Regions from separate parts of the Homo sapiens genome. Here region 1 is linked to region 2. A link is an interaction called in ENCODE POLR2A ChIA-PET data of the cell type or tissue named here. Cell type or tissue: MCF 10A. All regions are shown on one strand. Each heading gives the region's core, and the rest is flanking DNA. Links, peaks and the distances in the headings are about the cores only.

Region 1 (5,384 bases), core at 155-5,154, 85 kb before region 2:
CTGGGGAAGAATGAAAGATGAGTAAACAGTTTTTCACTTGAGCAACTGGGTGGGACTATTTTCTCAGATGAGAATATTGGGGAAGGAGCACATTAGGGCAGGAAAAAGGGGAATCGGGAGTTCTGTTTTGTCCTCATTAAATTTGAGATGTGCATTAGCATCTAAGTGAAGAATATTAAATGGCAGCTGGAGATGGTATACATTTGCAATGGCAACAAAAAGGGATTTGAAGCCAAAGTATTCATTGAGATTACCTAGGTAGAGAAGAGGCCTCAAGACTGAAGGCTGGAGAAGCCCAAAATTTAGAGGTAAGCTGAGGAAAACTCATCAGAGGACTCTGAGAGGGTTTAATCAATAAGAAAGTGTGGCATCATGATGGCGGAGAGAAGTATTTCCAGATGTGAGTAGTCAACCACGTAAAGTAGCTGCCAGGTAGAGGGAGTTGAGAAATTGGTGACATAAAATTCTCTGGTGATGTGGAAAAGAATGGTTTTGGTGTGAGGATGCAAGTCAGACTGGAGGAGGCTGGAGAGAGAGGGGAGGAGGGAATGGTGACTGTGAGCATAGTGCGTTGGAGGAATCCTGCTTTGGACAGGGGCAGGAAATGGACTGTTGCTGGAAAGGGGTCATGGTGTCAAGACAGATTTTCCTTCTCGTTTGTTGCAAAGGTACAAGATAGTAGAGTTCATGTTTATATATTGATGCACATGATGCTCCACTTACATACAAGATCACTAAGGGGTAATGCAGCTTTCATAATAGTCCTCATACATTACAGAGAATTGAGTTGAAAAGGACCATCTAATCAAACTTCCTAATTTTATGCAGTATGAGGGCTTACACACTTACCACAGTGGTTTGGATAAGTGATTTGCCTTAGATTACCCGGTGGATGAAATGCCTCAATCCACAAATATTTAGGACCACTCCCCCTCCCCCACCGCTCAGGGCTGCTTAGAGATCATTAGGTATTATGGTTTCTCCTTTGCATCCTTATACAAAAGATGGGAGTGGGATGGGTTAGCCCTGTTATAGTTTAATTATATTGGTTACCCGATGAGAATAAACTATCACTTTGTGCATTCAGTTTGGTCAGCACATTATTCTCTTTGAGTGGAATGAGAAATGGAATATTGCCAGAATATACTCCCCACTACCCCCAGGCTGCTTGGAGTTTTCATTCCAAACTCTCTGTGTCAGGTTCTAAAGTTCTGGCTGAGATTTGCTTTCTCTACACCTACACTGGTTGATAGTCTCCTAGGAAGCTTCAAAAGACCCTGGGGCCCATCAGCTCACTGGGATAGAGGAGCACCTTGGGGCTTTCCAGAGACCTTGGCTCTGCAGATGAACAGCTGTGTCTCTAGACACAGTCACATCTTGCTGGGAATTACCAGAGGCCTGACCATAAACCAGCCTGAAATAGTCTTGTTTCATGTTGACACCCATATAAATGGTCCACGGATGTTGGAGAATCAGCAGGAAAAAAAGCCATGCAAAATCTGGGTCTCCTAGTAAGCCCTGAGGGGACAGTTGTCTGTGGGCAGCTGCAGAGTGATGAAGCGTATATGGGAAGTGGAGAGAAACTGTAGGAAACCGATCAAACACTTGTGGTTTGGGCTGATGCTTCTCAGTGCCTTGGGATTCCAAAAAGCTTTAATTTTCCAAAAAAGTTTATTCCGCTTACTTGGTGAGTACAAAACCTAATCTTGTATGGTTGGTTAGTTAGTTTTGTGTTGTAATATTTGTCTGTCTTATTTTTTCGATTAAACCCCTCAGACTGTATTTGAACCTCTTAGTAGTAAATTGTTCCTGGTACCTGAAATGCCCTTAACAACTTCTTTATCCATCCAGTGAAAACCTCTTCATCCTTTAGGACTAGCTCAGCTGTCCTTTCTTCTGACAAGGCATCTGTAGCATAAGTAGCTCCTTCTCTGTGTCTCTGATTTTACTACGAACCACAGTTCATTGTAATTAACTGCATTCTTTCTCATTATCTATGAACTTCTTGAGGGGAGATCATCTTTCCACCATCAGTTAATGCATGGGATAGCATAAATCAGGCCAGCGTTTCTCAAAACATAGTACCAGATATGCCTGCTTTAGCATCCTCTCAGATATTAGTATTGCAATGAACAGGATCACTTTCTTTTTTTTCTTTTTTGACAGGGTCTCACTCTATCACCCAGGCAGTTGTGCAGTGGTGCTGCTCACAGCTCACTGCAGCCTGATGCTCGTGGGCTCAAGAGATCCTTCCACCTCAGCCCCCCAAGTAGTTGGGACTACAGGTGCATGCCACCATGCCCAGCTAACTTTTTTTTTTTTTTTTTTTTGTAGAGATGGGAGTCTCACTATATTGCCTAGGCTGGTCTTGAACTCCTGAGCTCAAGTGATCCTCCTGCCTTGGCCTCCCAAGGTGCTAGGATTATAGGCGTGAGCCACCACACCTGTGTGTGGGGCTAAAGATTCTGCCTTATAAATAGGCTGCCTAGATAATTCTTTTCCACAATGAAGACGGATTATTCTTATCGTAGGCTCTTGATAAATGTTTGTTGATTTATTGATATGGACATTTGTGCCTTGGAAACAAGATTTAGGTCAATGACTCATTCTTTATGGTCAGTAGTTTTCAGAGAGGAACATACTCCCAAGATTACTTTTCTCAGGTACAGCCTAAATATAGCCTCAACTTTATTCACTGAAATCACCAAAAATTATTGCTTAACCTTCTTTAAAAATATTTTTCCATATTCTACTCAGCTGTTTCTTTATACCCACATTAGGAGGAGCCTTCTGCTTCTGGTATAGTCTGGTTTTGTGCACGTGTGAGATGGTGACTGTGATGGAAATGATGTGTATGTCCTGATCTGCAGAGGACTCAGGATATGTAAGAAAGTTTGCCCAATCATTGTCAACCTGAGGACAGTTCTCAGGGGACCAGGGAGGTTTTAGAGAAAAGCTGCTTTGTTACAGTTAAAAGTTGTGGAGAAGTTTTTGACTACATCTGGATAGTATTTACAATGACTAGCATCAACAGGGCGTCAATCAGAGCTGCTGGGATTGAAATCTATTGTGTTGGAATTATTATAAAAAGCAAGAGAATATAGAGTGATACGGACCCAGAGAGTTATACTCTCAGCTCTCTGCAGAACTATTAGCTTGTCAATAAAAAAAATTTGATCCATTTTTCCTTTATAACAATATCCAGCCAAACACAGCTCCCAAACTTTGGCCCCAAATCAAAAGTAATGACTCATTCTATCCCAAACAACTTCAGTGTATGCCAATCCAACATGCAGGCCATATGTGAAATAAACTAGTTCTGGCATAGACATTGAGCAATGTCAAGCTGACCTTATGTGTGGTTACTATAGCATTATGAAACAAAATGCTACCCTGCAATGCCCCCATAAAAACAGAATTCTCTAAGGTCCAATTATATGTCAACCTGTCTCCACAAAAATTGATTACAAAATGAATAACCCAGAAATCACAAAAATAAAGTATTTTCCAGGGGCCTGTCTTCTTTAGTTGAATTGGAAGACCCATTAATTGTCAAGAAGAAAGTCCATCAGAATGGTCGAACTCTAATAATACTCAGGATCCAGATCTGCAAAATTCCAAATTATGTCAATGAAATCCCACGGATCCTCTCTAATAAATATCAACTTTATGCCTTGAAATAAAGACTCTAGTTTTATACAATAGTCATAAGAATGTCTGGGCAGAATACACCCTTTTGCCCAGATAAATCAGTGTCACAAATAATTATATGTAACTAGAATTGCTCATTGTTTAGGAAGTTCTAGCCTCAGTTTTATTCTTTCTGTAGATGGAATCCATTTGAAGAGCTTTTTTCTCACTCCCTTTCTCTTCCAGGGAATGCTTTCTGCCAGTGTGCGTTTCTTATATAACATTTATGTGCCCCAAGAGGGCACTGATCATCTGACTATATTGGCATACAGCATACACTATAAGCATGCAGATATGATGAAGATTTTGCCAATTAATGTTTCCAAGTTGTGGGAGATTTTCTGCTGTGTCCTTGGCCTTCTAGGCTGGCCTAGAGCATGACTTTTGTGTCCTCTCTACTGACTTAATTATTCCAAGGGAAGATTTCAGGGGGAATTGCAAAGAGTATTTATGACTGCTCCAGATGTACCAGAAGGCCAGAGGGCTCCTAGAATCATTCAGTGCATGAGAATTCTTCAGAAAAGTGTAGCCCCAGCACCAGGAAATCCTTTTTCTCTATTCTGATCCAGAGCAGTTTTGTCCCTACCACAGTCTGTATCTAGATTCCAGAAGCTTCAGGGGAGCTCTTTATGGACGCAAGATTCAGGTATCTACAAAGTATGAATGACCAAACTCAATGAGTAGATAGGATCATTTAGTGGCAGGCAGAAACTGCAGCTTTTGGCAGGATCCATTTTGCTGGTCTTGGAAACTCTTTCCCATTGTGGCATTCTTTTGGAGGATTATCCTCTTTTGGAGGATTATACAAAAGAGTAGAAGTATATAGATGTTTTGGAAGTGGGTTTGGCAAGGAAATCACATCTGTTGCCAAACTGTCATTAAGAATAATAAAATAAAATATTGAGAAAGGTAGCAAGGTAATGGATAACTGAAGGGAAAGTTAAACTCCTAAGTTTATTTTAATCACTTAAGTCTCTGGCCTCCCTTCTACCTAAATGTTCTCATATATTGATTCAAAATAAGTGTCACCCCCTGTTTCTCTTTTGCTCTACTCCTAACTTCAAATGCTAATATTAGTAAACTAGTTCAAAAGACCAACAGTGAGGGGAAAAGTCTTGGAAAATTTAGAATTGGTTGTATATGCTTTTTATTGGAGATCCTGACTAATATTTTTCTTTCTAACACACTTGATTTAACTAATTTTATATAGTTTTTTGTGATACCAAAGACATCAGCAGGCATAGCATGTTATAAATGTAATCTTCCTACCTACTCCCATTAATGTACTGCATATAAAGCACATCATTTAAAAATATTTGAAGTAGCCAACTGAAAAAAGTACATGTATGTGTATACATATATAAATAAAACCTAATAACTACTTAGAAAACATTTTAAATGAACTGTGTTCTCCAATTAAAACATAAAAGAAGCAGCTATCTCTAGTGAAAGGAAGGAAATAAAAAAATAGAGACTGGTTCCCATTTTTTTAACCTTCAAGTGGACAGAATTCTTCCTACTTAAAGAGGGAAAAGTTTACTGCAGATCATTAATTGCTTTGTTCATACCCTAAAAGCATTATAGGGAAAAATCACACCTTGGTCACACTGAGTGACAGAGAAACAGTTGTCAGACTTGGACATGTTTTCCAATAGAAGAAAAATCCAGTTACCAACTACATATGGGTTCGTTTT
Region 2 (5,384 bases), core at 84-5,083:
GAAAGAGCCTATGATCCAGGAAGAATACAAACTTATTTGTTCTCTATTTTCTATTCCATTAATATATAAAAAGAAAACTTTTAACAAAGGCTTGCTTGTTACACAAGGACTCTTGTCTGAAACCAAAATCATGTAGAATTTTATTCCTGAGCCTTAAAAAATACACGGAAAAATACTTATGTAGTTAACTGTGCAAAAGAAAAAAATTAGAAGCCAAAACATTCTTCTGTAATGTTATAACACAATTTTGTTTTCTTCTTTATTCATTATTCTTAGTTGTTAGGTTTTCAAAAATGACCAGGTATTATTTTTATTCAAAAAACAACTTTCATTTTTTAAAATGTTACATGCTGCTAGAGCGCAATGAGGTGACCTACTGAAAGTGTTTTCTATGAGCATCTGCTAGAATCACAGGTGAGCATTTGACAAAATTCATCGATGTTGTAAAGGGTAATCCGTTTTTCAAAATCAGAGATTCCTGAGTATTGCTTATAAATGAAAACGGAAAATCAGGAATAAATTCTACTGAAGAATTCTCTCCTGTGTTTAGGAAAGAACAACAACAATAAAAAGCTTACAAAGTTGCCCAGATTCTGTCATCTAAACTCCTTCAAAAAATATCCTGATTTTTTCTAGAAGTTGTGCAAACCGCACTTAAATTCCAACAACACTGTGTTAATTTTGCTCAAACGCAAGCTGAAAACATATTTTAACATCCTGTCAGAATGAGATACTAAGAGTGTCGATAAAATGACACTAAAATAAATGTAAATTTGGATTGCTGTTACAAGTGGCTGCTTGGCTCTGCTAAGACGTTAGGTTGCTATAGTACTTTCCATAGCAACTTTGCATCTTATTACATAAATATTCCCTCAGTGTCCTTCAAGCCTGCTACAGAAACAGGATTAAATCCACTCTCCTATGTAATGATCCTGCATCAAACCTTACCGGAATGAAATGCCCAGAACACATAATAAACTGTAATGTAGATAATGGTGTTCCTGGCAGTCAATAAGCATCAGGGCACTTTGGGCTGCACACAGGCGGCGGTGCAGTGACCCTGTACTACTCCCTGGTCATGCGTCTTAACCTTTCCCAGGTCAAGGCGTCAGTGGCTCTCCCTTTGTGAAGATTGGTTGCTCATGTCCTCATTCTCCTCCTCTCCCTGCCAACTGCCCATCAGCTCAAGCCCTCCACCAGGCTCAAGGGACTCATAGCACTAAGCAAGAAGCCAGGGCCTGACAGGAGCTGGGAACATGCTGGGCTGTCATGCAGGAAACTTTGTGGAGACCCCACCCAGGTCTAAGCTAGGATCAAACAGGTATGGATTGTTTAAGAACTTCAGCTAGGCCTCAGCTGAATTTCACCGAGGTGTGGCACAGTTGAGTAGTTAAGAGTATTAGGGAAAGTCCTTGGTCCTGTAGACACCAATGTCAGCAACACAGATTAATCTTACATAAAATACCAGATTATGGAAAGTTTGTGCACATATGAGAGAGATGTCAAGAATCATGGCATTGATAGGTGCTACATAAAAATAGGATTATAAAGGGGCTAAGCTTAAAGACAGTTTAGGCTCCAAGTGTGAATTTACAAAACAAACACAGTCTGGTTGGGCAGAAGGAGTGCTTCCATTGAAATGGAATCTTCTGCTACAGGATCAATTTAAATAGCATCTGTTTTCCTGCATTTAAAAGGTGAAGCAATTTACAAAAAAAAAAAAAATTCTACACTTTTCAGAAGCATATCCATTACGGAAAGGGAATTGTAACTGCACATGAAATTAGGGAACTTAAAAATCCACCCAAAATAAATATTTATTTGAATTCCTTGGGCAAGATTAGCAAGATTAAAAGAAAAAAAAAAAAAGGAAAGAAACAGGAAAGCCTTGGCTCCTTTGCAAATGAAACTCTGTTTAGAGTTTAGGAAGAAAGCAGGCTACTCAGCCCACCTTGCAAGATTTCTTTTATCATCTTTAAGCCACATTAGTTCTGATTCATCACATTTCCTTGTTTGGCCCCCTTGGGTTCCCAGAAGAGAAAATGCTTGTCTTTAATTCAGTGGTCAGTGATGGACACACCCCACTGGTCTATTTCTCTTTCAGGAGATGGTGCCCTCGGCTGTCATTACATGTGAAAACAGCTTATCCTTCTATGCTTCCACTCAACACAGACACCCCTGCCCTTGGGGTCTGCTGGCGCCCGGAGCTCAGATCCTGGCATGTGGCCTCAGACTGAGCCATCTCACTTTCAGTGTCTGAATTCTCTTGTCCCTCTGCCAAGTTCTGAGCCAATCTCGGGTGAGCCTGCTTTCAGTTACATTCAGTGCTTCCTAAAAGGAAGTTTCTACCAGTGTGAATGACAGAGCCCCTTGCAGTTGGCCCCTTCAGTCAGCTGCTGCACCCTGGTCTGGTATTTAGTAACCCTCTCCTTCTTCTGTGCCTGGCTGGTGATGGGGTAACAGTGAGCCTCTTCTTAAGCTTGTGCCTGATTATAATCTTCCTGATGGGCATTTTTAAGGATCTTTCAGAAGTACTACCACCCAGAAAATACTTAATCAGAAAAAATAGGTTGTCCTGCTATTCAAAGAAATCAATGGGATGGTCAGAGAGCCCTATTATTATTATTTTTATTACTTATTTTTTTTTTAACATAAATCTTCCAGCTACATATATAACTATTCAGATAGGCTGATACTGCTAGTTCCAACCAAACCTAATTATGAGTTCCTAATTTGATTTAGTGGCTGAAAGATTTGGAAAGTCCTTGTTTGAATTCTTAGTGAAATTAAAAAAAAAAAATTCCGGGCCAGGCGTGGTGGCTCATGCCTGTAATCCCAACACTTTGGGAGGCCGAGGTGAGCGGCTCACTAAGTCAGGAGATCGAGACCATCCTGGCTAACACGGTGAAACCCCGTCTCTACTAAAAATACAAAAAATTAGCCAGGCGTGGTGGCGGGTGCCTGTAGTCCTAGCTACTCGGGAGGCTGAGGCAGGAGAATGGCGTGAACCCGGGAGGCAGAGCTCGCAGTGAGCCAAGATCATGCCACTGCACTCCAGCCTGGGTGACAGAGCAAGACTCCGTCTCAAAAAAAAAAAAAATTCCTTTGTACCTATGTTATGGTGAATTTTCATGAAAAATTGACAGCTCAGAAAAACACTCTTCATAATTTAGAGTGTCTGCTCCTATAAGGAGCTCAGAGTTTAAATGAAATGCAGTTAAAATCCAAAAACATTTGTTTGTGTATTATGGAAAGGCATAATGATTGTCTACTGAGCAAGGGACTTTTTAGTTTTACTCTTCTAACATTTGTGTTCAAAGTACACTCATCAAATATTGGGTGAGGTACATACACTATGTAGTGATGTTCATTTTGGTTTATAATAAATTTAATTTACCAGCTTTAGGACATCCCTAATATTTTTAACTGAAAACACTTTTTTCAAATGAGTCTTACACCCTAGAGAACTGGGTACCCTGTATCTAACTAACTCTGTGTGCCCTGGGTCCACAGCACCTTGGACATACAAAATGTAGATAATCAAAACAGTGCTGGGTTAAAGCTCTCTGGGCCATGGCCTGTTCGCCATGTGACACTGAATTTTGTACGTATAAAGTTCTGAACATTTTGTTTGAACATGCCTCTTTAATACTTGCCATTTCAATTTAATTAGAGCAAATGTTCTCAGGGTTATCATCCTCCTATCAACTTCTGGGACAAAGGCATCGAAAACATTAAGATCAGAAGAAGGGGAATATGAATTGAAGTCCACAGACTTTTATTGATTACGTACTTGGGGAAAGGCCCAGGGCCACGTGTTGGAGGATGACTAAGATAACAAGCAGAGTTAACATTTATTGAGTACTTACTAGATGCTCAACACTGTAAGTAAAGTCAGAAGTGCCTTGCATGCATTGACTTATTAACTCTCACAATACTAAAACGTATCGGGTTTTGCCATCTGAGGCCTTACAATCTAGGACAGCCTTCCTCTTTCCTTTCTCCTTTTTATTTCTTGCGAACGCTATCCCGCCCCACAGAGTCAACCTGGAGGGAGAGAGGGAGGAAGGGAGTGGAAAAGGGTAAGGGAGAAGGAGAGAGGGAGAGAGAGGGAGGGAGGAAGAGAGAGAGAAAGAGAAAAAGGAAGAACAGATCTGGATTTTAAAGTCTGGCTTCATTTCAGTAGGAGGCAGACTAAACAACAATAAATTTGAATTTTTATCAAAAATTATCTTCACAGGCTTCAGAGCAGGATGCCGATCTTCTAGAATGAATGCTTCAATAAATCTGTCATTATTTTTGAATTTATTAACAAAATTGATTTTCATTTTTATCAGCATCTTAGTTTTGCTCCAGTGAACTCCTTTTCCCCTTTAAGATTCAACTGATCAAGAAGAGTGAACACCCCACCCAGAATTCTATTGTAGATACTGCAGAATTATAGCCAAAGACATATTGCAAATTATTATATATGGTAAAAAGAAAAGTACAATGAAATATTCTTCATAACCAAAAAGCAGAGATATATTGAAACATTTTGATTATTTTTTAAAAAGTAAACCCAAGGTATCATATAAGTCCTTACACAATAAATTGTGCCTTTCCTAAAAACCAAACAAGTCAATTATTTCCATCTCTTCCCTGCCCCCCAAAATAAAACCCATTACAGGGTACTTTTTGTCTTAGTATGGAGATGACAAGCAAAGCTGGCCCTGGGGGACCACAGACAGAGCGCCCTGCAGTGGGTGCAGCCTCAGCACCTCCTCCCGGCACAGGCAGGTGACAACTGAAGGATATTCTCTTCTGGAATTTCCAAGAATTCCTGGGTCAGCTACTACCCAGGAGGTCTGAAGCAAAATCCCACTGTTTAAGCAGAGAGGAAATTGGCAGGGGATTCCTTACAGCATGGAGAATTTCACTTCCATTACAGCACTGGCAATTCCCCTGTTAGTGAATTAGAGTGCTACATTTTGAGAGGACTGCTCCTATGTAGGTGACTGGCAGATGCAAATGTGTACCTAAAAACAAGGGATGTGTCACCCAAGAAGATACCGCTGGAAGGTGTTTCCCTCGGGCTATGGCCTCCATCCTCCTGCTTCAAGCAACAGTTAGCAGGGATTTGTCTGAGGTTTGAACAAAAGACCAGATGGGAATTCTTGCTGTCAGGCTGTGTCCCCAAATATGCAGGGCTGAAAGAAAAACAACTGCCTGCCTTTGGGCCAGATCTTCAGGGCCCCGTGGAATAAAAAAGGTTAGTTGCCTTCCTTTCCCTTTAATCAGTCCTGTGCTTTCTTCAGAAACCACATGCCACATTCTCTGGTCCATCTCGTTTTGAAAAGCACGAAAAGACTTTGAACTGCTCGGGGCCTGGCATTTGAACTCCG

What was found. ChIA-PET counts read pairs that join two places held together with the same protein. Peaks named below come from ENCODE experiments on the same cell type or tissue, not always from the same donor. Only the 100,000 strongest peaks of a DNase experiment are listed, where the experiment ranks them.
Region 1: POLR2A ChIA-PET joins it to region 2 with 6 read pairs; 1 of 35 experiments calls an interaction of 5 or more read pairs at or near these places.

Annotation. Positions count from the first base shown.
Region 1 is chr13:43,229,784-43,235,167 of GRCh38, forward strand. The region is part of intron 15 of ENOX1 (ecto-NOX disulfide-thiol exchanger 1); the gene reads right to left. Among named protein-coding and RNA genes, the nearest start is that of LINC00400, 120 kb to the left of the region's middle. In MCF 10A, for the core only: no CTCF peak of the experiment used is centred there; a DNase peak (open chromatin) is centred at 3,278.
Region 2 is chr13:43,314,919-43,320,302 of GRCh38, forward strand. The region is part of intron 11 of ENOX1 (ecto-NOX disulfide-thiol exchanger 1); the gene reads right to left. Among named protein-coding and RNA genes, the nearest start is that of ENOX1-AS2, 130 kb to the right of the region's middle. RefSeq lists an enhancer at 2,186-2,265. In MCF 10A, for the core only: no CTCF peak of the experiment used is centred there; a DNase peak (open chromatin) is centred at 2,283.